2 separate regions of the Homo sapiens genome follow, and region 1 is linked to region 2. The links are chromatin contacts, found by POLR2A ChIA-PET in ENCODE. All regions are on one chromosome and are shown on one strand. The core of a region is the stretch at or near the end of the contact, and the rest is flanking DNA. Distances in the headings are between cores, read along the strand shown.

Evidence for each region. ChIA-PET counts read pairs that join two places held with the same protein, here RNA polymerase II (POLR2A).
Region 1: POLR2A ChIA-PET joins it to region 2 with 16 read pairs in Caco-2. The contact joins the enhancer-like site here to the promoter of HAUS2 in region 2. POLR2A ChIA-PET finds 5 or more read pairs at or near these places in 3 of 52 experiments (Caco-2, IMR-90 and activated CD8-positive, alpha-beta memory T cell).

What each region holds. Positions count from the first base shown.
Region 1 is chr15:42,886,633-42,893,418 of GRCh38, forward strand. All of the region lies in intron 1 of TTBK2 (tau tubulin kinase 2), which reads right to left. Among named protein-coding and RNA genes, the nearest start is that of TTBK2, 31 kb to the right of the region's middle. RefSeq lists an enhancer at 2,849-3,721. Within about 2 kb of position 4,064, at least 2 of the 41 ENCODE cell types and tissues checked have a DNase peak (open chromatin) inside an H3K27ac peak, as active enhancers do.
Region 2 is chr15:42,544,053-42,551,067 of GRCh38, forward strand. It overlaps HAUS2 (HAUS augmin like complex subunit 2), which reads left to right and starts at 4,786. Exons shown (of 6, transcript NM_018097.3): 1 at 4,786-4,913. The coding sequence starts at 4,821. LRRC57 (leucine rich repeat containing 57) reads right to left here and starts at 4,741. Exons shown (of 6, transcript NM_153260.3): 1 at 4,641-4,741; 2 at 4,299-4,404; 3 at 4,054-4,192; 4 at 3,209-3,477; 5 at 1,025-1,210; 6 at 1-72. The coding sequence starts at 4,382. The coding sequence ends at 31. RefSeq lists an enhancer at 4,577-5,046.

The sequences.
Region 1 (6,786 bases), core at 2,814-5,313, 340 kb after region 2:
TAATTAACCTCACCTTCAAGGTGTACAGTAATAGAGAAGAGTTGCAACTACTTGACTCTGCTGTGAGAGAAAACCCCAGCCATATCTCCAGCACACAAAAACTTCAAAACGCCTAAGCCACAGCGGTCAGGCGTTCCTTCAGGACTTCCTCCCCCAGGATCTTGCTTCAAGTGCCGGAAATCTGGCCACTAGGCCAAGGAATGCCCACAGCCTGGGATTCCTCTTAAGTCGTGTCCCATCTGTGAGGGACGCCACTGGAAATTGGACTGTCCAACTGGCCCAAGGCTCTGACTTACTCCTTCCCAGATCTTCTTGGCTTAGCAGCTGAAGACACACTGCCCAATCTCCTTGGAAGCCTCAGATGCTTTGGGTAACTCTTACAATGGAGGGTAAGTCCGTCCCCTTCTTAATCAATACGGACGCTACCCACTCCACATTACCTTCTTTTCAAGGGCCTGTTTCCCTTGCCTTCATAAGTGTTGTGGGTATTGACAGCCAGCCTTCTAAACCTCTTTATACTCCCCAACACTGGGGCCAACTTGGAAAACATTCTTTAATGCACTCCTTTTTGGTCATCCCCACCTGCCCAGCTCCCTTATTAGGTCAAGACATTTTAACTAAATTATCTGCTTCCCTGACTATTCCCGGGCTATAGCCACACCTCATTGCTGCCTTTTTCCCCAGTTCAAAGACTCCTTCACATCCTCTCCTTGTATCTCCCCACCTTAATCCACAAGTATAGGATACCTCTACTCCCTCCTTGGCAATAAATGATGCACCCCTTGCCATCCCATTAAAACCTAATCACCCTTACCCCGCTCAACGCCAATATCCCATCCCACAGCACACTTTAAAAGGATTAAAGCCTGTTATCACTTGCCTGTTACAGCATGGCCTTTTAAAGCCTATAAACTCTCTTTATAATTCCCCCATTTTACCTGTCCAAAAACTGGACCAGTCTTACAGGTTAGTCCAGGATCTGCGCCTTATCAACCAAATTGTTTTGCCTATCCACCCTGTGGTGCCAAACCCATACACTCTCCTATCCTAAATACCTCCCTCCACAACCCATTATTCTGTTCTAGATCTCAAACATGCTTTTTTTTCACTATTCCTTTGCACCCTTCATCACAGTCTCTCTTCACTTTCACTTAGACTGACCCTGACACCCATCAGGCTCAGCAAATTACCTGGGCTGTACTGCCGCAAAGCTTCACAGACAGCCTCCATTACTTCAGTCAAGCCCAAATTTCTTCCTCATCTGTTACCTACCTCGGCATAATTCTCATGAAAACACACGTGCTCTCCCGCTGATCGTGTCCAGCTAATCTCCCAAACCCCAATCCCTTCTATGAAATAACAACTCCTTTCCTTCCTAGGCATGGTTAGTGCGGTCAGAATTCTTACACAAGAGCCGGGACTGCACCCTGTAGCCTTTCTGTCCAAACAACTTGACCTTACTGTTTTAGCCTACCCCTCATCTCTGCGTGCAGTGACCACCACTGCTTTAATACTTTTAGAGGCCCTCAAAATCACAAACTATGCTCAGCTCACTCTCTACAGTTCTCATAACTTCCAAAATCTATTTTCTTCCTCCCACCTGACACATATACTTTCTGCTCCCCAGCTCCTTCAGCTATACTCACACTTCGTTGAGTCTCCCACAATTACCATTATTCCTGGCCCGGACTTCAATCCATCCTCCCACATTATTCCTGATACCACACCTGACCCCCGTGACTGTATCTCTCTGATACACCTGACATTCACTCCATTTCCCCATATTTCCTTCTTTCCTGTTCCTCACCCAGAACACACTTGGTTTATCGATGGCAGTCCAACCAAGCCTAATCGCCACTCACAAGCAAAGGCAGGCTATGCTATAGTAGCTTCCATATCTATCATTGAGGCTACTGCTCTGCCCCCTCCACTACCTCTCAGCAAGCCGAACTCATTGCCTTAACTCGGGCCCTCACTCTTGCAAAGGGACTATGCATCAATATTTATACTGACCCCATATCCTGCACCACCATGCTGTTATGGGCTGAAAAGTTTCCTCACTACACAAGGGTCCTCCATCATTGATGTCTCTTTAATAGAAACTCTTCTCAAGGCCTCTTTACTTCCAAAGGAAGCTGGAGTCATTCACTGCAACGGCCATCAAAAGGCATCAGATCCCATCGCTCAGGGCAACACTTATGCTGATAAGGTAGCTAAAGAAGCAGCTAGCATTCCAACTTCTGTCCCTCATGGCCAGTTTTTCTCCTTCTCATTGGTCACTCCTATTTACTCTCCTACTGAAGTTTCCACCTATCAATCTCTTCTCACACAAGACAAATGGTCCTTGGACCAAGGACAATATCTCTTTCCAGCCTCACAGGCCCATTCTATTCTGTCTTCATTTCATAATCTCTTCCATGTAGGTTATAAGCCACTAGCCCACCTCTTAGAACCTCTCATTTCCTTTCCATCATGGAAATCTATCCTCAAGGAAATCACTTCTCAGTGTTCCATCTGCTATTCTACTACTCCTCAGGAATTATTCAGGCCCCCTCCCTTCCCTACACATCAAGCTCAGGGATTTGCCCCTGCCCAGGACTGGCAAATTGACCTTACTCACATGTCTTGAGTCAGGAAACTAAAATACCTCTTGGTCTGGGTAGATACTTTAACTGGATGGATAGAGGCCTTTCCCACAGGATCTGAGAAGGCCACCGTGGTCATTTCTTCCCTTCTGTTGGACATAATTCCTCAGTTTGGCCTTCCCACCTCTATACAGTCCAATAACAAACCGGCCTTTATTAGTCAAATCACCCAAGCAGTTTCTCAGGCTCTTGGTATTCAGTGGAATCTTCATACCCCTTACCGTCCTCAATCTTCAGGAAAGGTAAAACGGACTAATGGTCTTTTCCCAAAAACTCGCCAACCAAGCAAGTAATTACGCTAAACCCCCTTGGGCAGTCTCTAAGTGGATGTCTTGGGTCCTCCCAATTCTTAGTCCTTTAATATCTATTTTTCTCCTTCTTTTATTCAGACCTTGTATCTTCCGTTTAGTTTCTCAATTGATACAAAACCGCATCCAAGCCATCACCAATCATTCTACACGACAAATGCTCCTTCTAACAACCCCACAATATCACTCCTTACCCCAATATCTTCCTTCAACTTAATCTCTCCCACTCTAGGTTCCCACGCCACCCCAATCCCACTTAAAGCAGCCCTGAGAAACATTGCCCATTATCTCTCCATACCACCCCCAAAATTTTTCGCCACTCCAACACTTCACTATTTTGTTGTATTTTTCTTATTAATATAAGAAGACAGGAATGTCAGGCCTCTGAGCCCAAGCTATGCCACCATATCTCCTGTGACCTGCACGTATATATCCAGATGGCCTGAAGCAACTGAAGATCCACAAAAGAAGTGAAAATTGCCTTAGATGATGACATTCCACCATTGTGATTTGTTTCTCCCCCACCCTTAAGAAGGTTCTTTGTAATTCTCCCCACCCTTGAGAATGTACTTTGTGAGATCCACCCCCTGCCTGCAAAACATTGCTCCTAACTCCACCACCTATCCCAAAACCTGTAAGAACTAATGATAATCCCACAACCCTTGCTGACTCTCTTTTCGGACTCAGCCTACCTGCACCCAGGTGAAATAAACAGCCTTGTTGCTCACACAAACCTGTTTGGTGGCCTCTTCATATGGACATGAGACAATAAGCATATCCATATGTTGTGAGGGTAGTGTATCCTAACTTCATGAGGAAAGAAACTCCTGCTCTGAGGATCCTTCCAGACTTTGCCCTATGTATCTCTTCACCTGTATCCTCATTTATATCCTTATTAGATAATAAACCAGTAAGCATAAATGAAGTGTTTTCCTGAGTTCTGAGAGCCATTCTAGCAAATTGCACTTCTCTGTCATTTGCCAGAAGTATTCAGTATAGTAGTAAGAACAGTTTATTTTTTCCTATCTTACATTTTTGTGTCAGAGGATTGGTATTCATTTCCAAATTCCTGGCAGTGCTTGGAATTTCCTAAGTGATATGAATGCCTTTGTTATGCTAATGAAGTGACTCCAAGCTTCAGGATGGGGGCTGTCACCTGAAAGCATATGACTACATGACTAGAACCTTCATCTCCACCTCCCAACTTCCAGGAAAAGAGTTACTAGTGATTGAGTTCAATCACATGGCCAATGATTTAATCAACCATGCCTACGTAATAAGCTCTTTTTGTTTGTTTTTTGAGATGGAGTCTCACTCCTTTTGCCCAGGATGGAGTGCACTGGCGCAATCTTGGCTCACTGCAACCTCTGCCTCCAGGGTTCAAGCGATTCTCCTGCCTCAGCCTTGTGAGTAGCTGGGATTACAGGTGTGCACCACCACGCCCGGCTAATTTTTTTGTATTTCTGGTAGAGACGGGGGGTTTTACCATGTTTGGCCAGGCTGGTCTTGAACTCCTGACCTCAGGTGATCCACCCACCTCGGCCTCCCAAAGTGCTGGGATTACAGGCGTGAGCCACCATGCCCGACTTTTTTTTTTTTTTTTTTTTTTAAGAGATGGGGTCTCACTGTCGCCCCGGCTGGAGTGCAGTGGTGCAAACATAGCTCATTGCAGCCTCAAACTCCTGGGCTCAAGCAGTACTCCCATCTCAGCTTCCCAAGTAGCTAGACTACATGCATGTGCCACCACACCCAGCTCATTTTACTTTTTTGTAGAGACAGAGTCTGGGTATGTTGCCCAAGCTGGTCTTGAACTCCTAGACTCAATCGATCCTCCCACCTCAGTCTCCTAAAGTGCTGGGATTACAGGCATGAGCCACTGTGCCCAGCCCTGAACTCTGTATATTAAAAACTCTGTAAATCTTAAATTCAGCTGGATAAAAAAGAAAAAAAAAAACAAACTCTGAACTACAAGGCTCAGGGAGCTTCCTGGTTGGTGAACATACTGATGTACCAAGAGGGTGGTGTACCCTGGCTCCACAAGTAGAGAAGCTCCCGTGCTTGGGAGCCTTACAAACTTATCATATAGTCCTCTTCATCTGATTGTTCATTTGTATCCTTTATAATAAAAAGGTAATTTTAAGTATAGCACTTTCATGAACTCTGTGAGTCATTCTAAGCAAATTATTAAACCCAAGGGGATTGTGGGAAGGCCCAAACTTATACTCAACCAGGGAAAATTTGAGTGGCTTGTGGCTCCAGTCTGAAGTGAAGGCAGCTTTGTGGGACTGAGCCCTGTAACCTGTGAGGTCTGCATTAACTTGACGCAATTAGTGACAGAATTAAAGCGAATTATAGGACACCCAGATGATGTCAGTGAACTTAATCAAAAACAACCATCAAACAACTGGAACTGACATTTACAGAACACTCCACCCAACAAAAGTGGAATACACATTCAAACTCACAAGGAACGTACACCAAAAGACTATATAATATCCCAGGTCACAAAACAAATTTTGCAAATTTAAAAGAACGGAAATCATACATACTATGCTCTCTGATAACAAGCTAGTATATTCTAGCTTAATGTTATTAAGCTAGAAATCAATAACGGCAAGATAACAAGAATACAAACACTTGGAAATTAAACTATAACAACAGGGCAAGGTGCCTGATTTTTATATAAATAACACTTTATTGGAACTAAGCCATGCTCATTCATTTATATGTTGTGTATGGCTGATTTTATACTACTAGAGCAGAGTTAAATAACTGCAACACAGACGGTATTACACTTAGGCCTAACATATTTATTATTTGGACCTTTAATAAAATGTTTGGCTGGGCACGGGGGCTCACACCTGTAGTCCCAGCATTTTGGGAGGCCGAGGCAGGTGGATTGATTGAGCTCAGGGGTTCAAGACCAACCTAAGCAACATGGCAAGACACTGTCTCCACAAAAAATATAAAAATTAGCCAGGTGTGTGGCACTCATCTGTGGTCCCAGCTACTCAGAAGGCTGAGGTGGGAGGATCTCTTGAGCCAGGAAGTTGAGGCTGCAGTGAGCTGTGATTGTAAGACTGCACTCTAGCCTGGATGACAGAGCAAGACCCTGTCTCAAAAAAAAAAAAAAAAAAAAAAAAGCCGGGCACGGTGGCTCACGCCTGTAATTTCAGCACTTTGGGAAGCTGAGGCAGGCGGATCACCTGAGGTCAGGAGTTCAAGACCAGCCTGGTCAACATGGTAAAACCCTGTCTCTACTAAAAATACAAAAATTAGCCAGGTGTGGTGGTGTGTGCCTGCAATCCCAGCTACCTGGGAGGCTGAGGCAGGAGAAATCTCTGGAACCCGGGAGGCGGAGTATGCAGTCAGCCAAGATCATGCCACTGCATTCCAGCCTGGGTGACAGAGCAAGACTCTGTCTCAAAAAAAAAAAAAAAAAGAAAGAAAGAAAAAAAACCAAAATGTTTGCCAATGCCTGTTCCAAATAAGCCATGGTTAAAGACAAAGTCCCCAGGCAAATTAGAAAATATTTGAATTGAACAAAAAGGAAAATAAAACATATGATATGCAGCTAAAGCAATGGTTAGAGGAAAAACTATAGCACTGAAAGCTTATATGAAAAATGAGGCCAGGTGCAGTGACTTAGGCCTATAATCCCAACACTTTGGGAGGCCAAGGCAGGAGGACTTGAGGCCAGGAGTTCAAGACCAGCCTGGGCAACCTATCAAGACCCTGTTACTACAAAAATTTTTTTAAAAAACTTAACTGCATGTGGTGGGTGCCTGTAGTCCTAGCTACTCAAGAGGCTGAGGCGGGAGGATAATTTAAGC
Region 2 (7,015 bases), core at 3,536-6,035:
CCTGTAAGGTTTCCATAGTCCTGGAGAACTTCACGCAAACTTCTTCTTGGTGGCTGTGAACCTCTCCATGTACTAAAAAACATGAAAGAATACATAAGGGGTATTTTGGCATGAGTAAATAAATATAAGCCTAACTATTTTTTTTTTCATTTTGGTTTTTATTGCATGTGGTTTTTCATTTCCTACAAAATATAACTGCTGTAAATGCAAAATGAATTACATAGTTTTGGCCAGGTGCAGAGGCTCACACTTGCAATCTCAACACTTTGGGAGGCCAAGGTAGGTGGATCGCTTGAGCCTAGGAGTTTCAGACCAGCCTGAGCAATCTACCAAAAATAGAAAAATGAGGCATGGTAGCGCCTGTAGTCTCAGCTAATCAGGAGGTTGAGATGGGAGGATCACTTGAGCTGAGATCCTGCCACTGCACTCCAGCCAGGTGACAGAGTGAGACCTTGCCTCCAAAAAAAATAAATAAATAAAGCACATAGGGCCGGGTGTGGTGGCTTACACCTGTAATCCCAGCACCTTGGGAGGCTGCGGCGGGCAGATCACTTCAGCCCAGGAGTTTGAGACCAGCTTGGCGAACAAGGCAAAACCCCATCCCTGCAAAAGTTAGCAAGGCATACTGGCACACGACTGTGATCCCAGCTACTAGGGGGGCTGAGGGATGAGAATCGCTTGAGCCCAGGAGGTGAAGGCTGCGCCAGTGAGCTGAGATTGCGCCACTGCACTCCAGCCTGGGCGACAGAGTGAGACCCTGTCTCACACACACACACACACACACACACACTATATATATATATATATCAAAAGACAAAGATGAAGACAAAGATGCTTTACAATAAGCTGTCTATAGAGAAAAAGTCATCTTGGTACAATACCATTCAGCCAATGCTTTGAATCTACTTCCAAAATGGGGAAGAACAAATCCTGTTGACATGAGCTATAAACATTTCTGTGGATTACTTCACCATTGTCTTCTCTGGGGTAGTGACTAGAAATGCAGAAGTACATTAATTCATACCTTATCATAGCCTTCCAGTTCTCGAAGTTTCTTTATTTCAAAAAGATTGCCTTCCACAGCAAGCAGACAGATCTGGGAATCACTGAGGATGCTCTGGGGAAGCATGCTGAGCTCAAGACAATTCTCTTCCAGGCGAAGAATTTTAAGGCGTGGACAGCAAGATATCTTCACTGAGATCTGAGATATCTATTGAAAAACCACAAAAGAATAACAGGAAAAAGCATAAGCACTATACTGGTTACTTTTAGTACATTAAAACAAAACAAAAATCTTTACTTGACTATTTGTTCTAGTTTTCCCCTCTTTTACCACCTCCATTTTCTCACTGCCTACTCACTCCAGAAGCCTCTGTTATCTAGCTTCTGTTACTACGCCCCCACTTAAAAAAAATGCTTTTATGAAGGTCACCCATGGCTTTTTGGGAACAAAATTTTCTGATGATAAAAGCACTGTATGTTCATTATAGAAAATTTGAGAATCACAGGTTTAAAGAAAAAAGTTTACCTGGAATCCACCACCCAGAAATAACCACCATAAACATTTTGGTACATTTACTGCCAATGTTTTATGTGTACATAGATACTGACCACTTTACTACCAAATTCAAGGATCCATTGTCCTCAGTCCCTACTGCATTTAACTGTACTATCTATCCCTTCCTTAAAACCCCTTATTTTTGTCCTTTTTTGGTTTTTCTTCCTATCTTTTGGATTCTTCCTTACTTCTCTTGTTTTTATGGGCATTTTTCAAGTAGCTGTCTGTAATACTTCATATGTCATCTTCTCTCTAAACTTCTTCTAGAAAGCTCATTCATTAAAGTCCATCACTTTTGTTATGACCTCAAGATCTGTATCTATACTCTTACCTCTATTCTGCTCCCACGTTTCCAACTTTCAGTAAGATATTTCCATTTACAAGATTCACCACAGACAACTCAGCATGTCCATTCTCAATAGCACTACTGTTCCTTTAGGCCCTCAAGCTCAATACCAAGCAATTGTCTTTGACTCACCCCTTTTGCCATTTAAATACTAAAAGTCACCAAATTATTTGATTCTGCCCAGTATCATCTCAGACCATCACTTATTAGAAATCATGGGAACTTTAATAAGTTCAATAACTAGCAATGCAAGTTCTCAGACCTCATCCCAGCCCTACTGGATCAGAAACACTGAGGGTAGGGGGCTAGTGATCTCTTTAAACAAGCTTTTCTGGTTAATTCTGATGCATACTAAACTTAGAGAACCACTGAATAAAGGTACTGGCAGAGGTGAATGTGGAGCAAATCCTCAACTAATACTTGCTGCTTAATTGATTCAGTTTTTTTTTTCCCCCAAGAAGCTCTATAACATACAAGAATATCCACTTAAGGTAAAAAAACATGAGGCCAATTCCTCAAAGACAGACTGAATTTCATCATGATGTAAAATCACTACAATCTAGAAAAGTAATAACCACATGCAGCTTCTGGCCACTTTAATGGACCATGCAGATCTAGAAATACAGACACTAGAAAACTAAAGGCCATCCAGTCTCACAGTGTTTAATATTTCATCACTTGTGCCTTCATGCCTAGACAAGAATCTTTGGATTGGTTTTCCAGACAAATATTAATTGAAAGCTTCCAAAGTAATGGAAACAAATTTCAAATATTATAATTAAAGCTGTACAACAGTGAAATGGGCTATCTCCAGAAAGCCTATCACTTAATATTCTTCAGCAAAAGGAGACACACTTTGTAACAAAGATGTCAAAACCCCACACAAAACGAAAAACAAAACTGAATTACCTCTGACTCCCGACTCTGAGAACCTCAGTTTAGGCCTCATTTCCACATTATATCCCTGACATAGCTCCTGGCTAGCTGGTTAGGGGCATATATTTGAGGAGGATCTGAAGAAGTCTTCAAGATTTGTGAGACAGTAGTTTAACTTTTGAAATGATCTCTCCCTGTTACCTACCCCACCCTCCCCAAAACACCTACACAACTAACACATCCAGTGTCTCAACTAATTCCATGGCACTTTGGGCCTTGAAATTAGTTCAGCCTATAGAAGAAACCTCTCATTTAGCCTCTGATACTTAGCTCTATGATGGCAGTTTAGGAAACAAGAGGTTAACAGGTATCAGGAGACCTTAAAGCCACACATATGCTGTAGGAAAAAAAACCTTAAAGCTCTAGACCTGATTCTGGTTGAGGTTGAGTTCGATGACTTGCAGCTCTCCCACTGAGTCAGGTATACTTCGAATCTGGTTCTTAGAGAGATCCATCACATCCAGGTGCCGTAGGCTACAAAGTTGGGGAGGTAATGCTCCCAGTTGGTTCCCAGAGAGGCTCAGGGTCTTGAGGGCAGAGAGTTGCCCAAAGGTAGACGGCAGCTCTCTAAGGTGATTGTTGTTTAGGCTTAGCGTCTCTAGTTTTTTCAGATTGCATATCTCATCAGGCAGAACAGCTGGCAAAGAAAAATTTTTTTAAAACCTGAATGTGATAGAGCTGAAAACAACTTTGATGAAGTTTATAAAGACTATATGGCAGCCTGCTTCGCCTCTTGTTAATATATGTAAAACTCCCACATGTGCCATTTTTAGATATTGCATTTTACCAACATAGTCTTTAGAAGGTGAGGGTGCCATCAAAATGCCGGAGAGCATTTGTGTGTATAATGGGCTCCTTTTGTAAAGGGGCCCAAGGCACAATCCGACAGCAATTTTGTGATATTTGGAAGATCCTCCCCTTCTCATCCATCCCCCATTCCAAGTTAGGTAGCTTTGTTTACATTACATCCCCAAAATGTTCTTCTCTTTCAAGTCCAAATTAACCCAGTAACAATCATTATAACACCCAATCATTATAAGGCTTATTTTAGATGTAATTACAAGAAGTAGAAAGAAGGCTTCAAGGATTCCGGCATTCGCAACTTGAGCCCTCCTGCACGGTTTCATAACAAAAACAAAAATCAGCTTGTAAGAGAAAACCACCCCTGGTAACAGCTGATCACTAGCAAAAGCCTCCCTGGCGAGAGCCATACTCAGTTTGTTGTTGTTCAGGGAGAGGCTCTTCAGCAGAGTGAACTTTCCTATCAGCAAAGGCGGTAGGCTTTCGATCTTGTTGTTGGACAAGTCGATGGTCCTGAGATTGCTCGTCAGCTTCTGCAAGTCTGCGGGGAACTGGAGAAAGGAGTTCACAGCGTGGGGAATCCCGCACCGACTAAGTTCGCCGCCCCCGCCGTCCCTCTCCCTTTAAGTTCCCTGGTCGTGTCCCTCCCAGTCTCACCTCGGTCAGCCCTCGGTCCTTAAGCTGAAAGACACCAGTTTTCTGCGCCGTTTCCACATGAGCGCGGAGCGCACTGTTTCCCATCCTAGCGCCGCGGCTCAGGTCCCTGCGGGAAGGAAGCGCTGCTGTCACCGCCCAGTCCACCCGGTCGGCCTCCCGGCTGGGGCTCCTGCCCCAGCTCTCAACTCCCGCCGATCCCTGGCTCCTGGGGCCCGACCCAAGAGCGACAAGGAAGAAACGGAAGAACACACAGCCCGACCACCAAGCCCTGCCGCCTTTGCAGCTCTGCGGAGGCCAGGCGCCTCTGGGAGCCTACGGAAGATCAGGGAGCCCCGGACTCGCCTCCCACCGCTCAGCTGCCGTAAGGCTCCGCAGGTGAAGACCCAGGACCCGCAGTAGCCGGGATGCGCTCCCCGGCTTAGTCCCGGGCGGGAACGCCCTGTGACGTCATCGAGCCGCGCCGTGCGTTCGCCCTGCGATCCCGCTCACTCTTGGCGCCTTCGCGGAAGGTGCGTCCGAGCCATGGCCGCTGCCAACCCGTGGGACCCGGCGTCCGCGCCTAACGGCGCTGGGCTAGTGCTAGGCCACTTCATAGCTTCGGGGATGGTCAATCAGGTACGTGGGGGTGGCGGTGGTGTCATCAAGGGGGTGCCCAAGGTGGCAACAATATGGCTGTGAGTTGGTGCTGCTGGCTGTGGGAGTGGTGAGGGTCCTGGTTGGGGTCTGTACTAGAGTAATAAGAGCCCCTTCCAGGCAACAGCCGCGAACGTTCTGCCGTGGATGCTTGGAAAGCGGGGATCTGAGTAGATGGTGTTTAGGGTAGACTGTGTTTTGAGTGTCTGTAGGGTAAATTTGTCCCAGTCCAGTTTGTGGGAGATTAGACTGTTACCAGCCTTTTTTTCATCCAGTGATACTGCCTCTAGACTGTAGTGTAAGGGCGGGGATGGGAAATACGGGTCGTTCTGTCCCCTTGCGGAACAAGCATTTCCAACAACCCTCGTTTGTGGGAAGTGTTGAATCGTATTTGGGGCGGGAGGTGCTGGGTAGAGAAGAGCGCCAGAAGCTCTTTTTTGACATTTTTATTTTATTTTATTATTTATTTATTTATTTATATGAGACAGAGTCTCGCTCTAACGCCCAGGCTGGAGTGCAGTGGCGTGGTCTCGGCTCACTGCAACCTCCGCCTTCCTGGTTCAAGCGATTCTCCTGCCTCAGCCTCTGGAGTAGCTGGGACTACAGGCGCCCACCACCACACCCAGCTAATTTTTTTTTGTATGTTTAGTAGAGACGGGGTTTCACCTTGTAAGCCAGGATGGTCCCGATCTCCTGACCTCGTGATCCACCCGCCTCGGCCTCCCAAAGTGCTGGGATTACAGGCGTGAGCCACCGCGCCCGGCCTTGGCATCTTTAAAGGCAAAAAAAAAAAAAAAAAAAAAAAAGTATTGGCTAAAAAGATAAGACCTTGGAACGTGAATGGAGGAAGAGATTAATTTTGAGAAGGAGAGAAAAGAGACATTAACCCAAGGAGTCACGGAGTGGCAGTTTTAGGTTGGGCAAGAGGAGCATGTCGGAGGAAGGAGCCAACAGAGGGAGAAATTGAACATGTGAGGAAATAATGGAATGCAGTGACAGGAGGGCATGGGGCAAGTGGGATCAAGGGCATTGAGAAAAATGGGGAAATAAATTTTGATATATAGAGGAAGTTGAGAAATTTCACTAAAAAGAAAACAGAAAAGTTAAACTGATCTGTAAAAATCAGCACATATTAGCCGGCATGGTGGCGTACACCTGTAGTCCCAACTACTCCGCGGACCACATGGGTCCTGGAGGCTCAGATGGGAAGATGGCTTGAGCTTAAGAGATGGAGGTTGCAGTGAGATGCGATCGGGCCACTGCACTTAGCCTGGGCGACAGAGTGAGACCCTGTCTCAGGGAAAAAAAAAAAAAAAAAAGCACTACAAACATGATGGAAGATTTACGGAAAATACATAACTTTTTATAGTCAGAAGAGCCATTAGAGACTCTAATACCTTACAGTATTTTTTAATTTAAGAAACTAAGGCTTAGACCAAGAAACTTGCCCATGGTCACTAGACTGTTAAAGGAGAATTAGATCTTAGTACTCTCCCTTTTGACACATTGTATCCCCTCTCAAGATGAACTGTTATAAGAGGCTGTGATACTGTATTAAAAGATTTTAAGCTTTTGTTGAACACCCATTGTCTGGGTGATGGGGAGATTCAGGTGGTCCTAGTTGACTAACTTTACCAGGAGTGACCACAGCACTCTACAGTGTAATCCTTCCTCCCTTCTCTCCTGTGTTTTCTTTTTTTTTTGAGACGGAGTCTCGCTCTGTTGCCCAGGCTGGAGTGCAGTGGCACAGTCTTGGCTCACTGCAAGCTCCACCTCCTGGGTTCATGCCATTCTCCTGCCTCAGCCTCATGAGTAGCTGGGACTACAGGTGCTCACCACCTCACCCGGCTAATTTTTGTATTTTTAGTAGAAATGGGGTTTCACCATGTTAGCCAGGATGGTCTCGATCTCCTGACCTCGTGATCTGCCTGCCTCTGCCTCCCAAAGTGCTGGGATTACAGGCGTGAGCCACTGCACCCGGCCCTCTCCTGTATTTTCTTTTTCTTTTCTTTTCTTTTTTTTTTTTTTCTGAGACATAGTCTCCCTCTGTTGCCCAGGCTGGAGTGCAGTGGTGTGATCTTGGC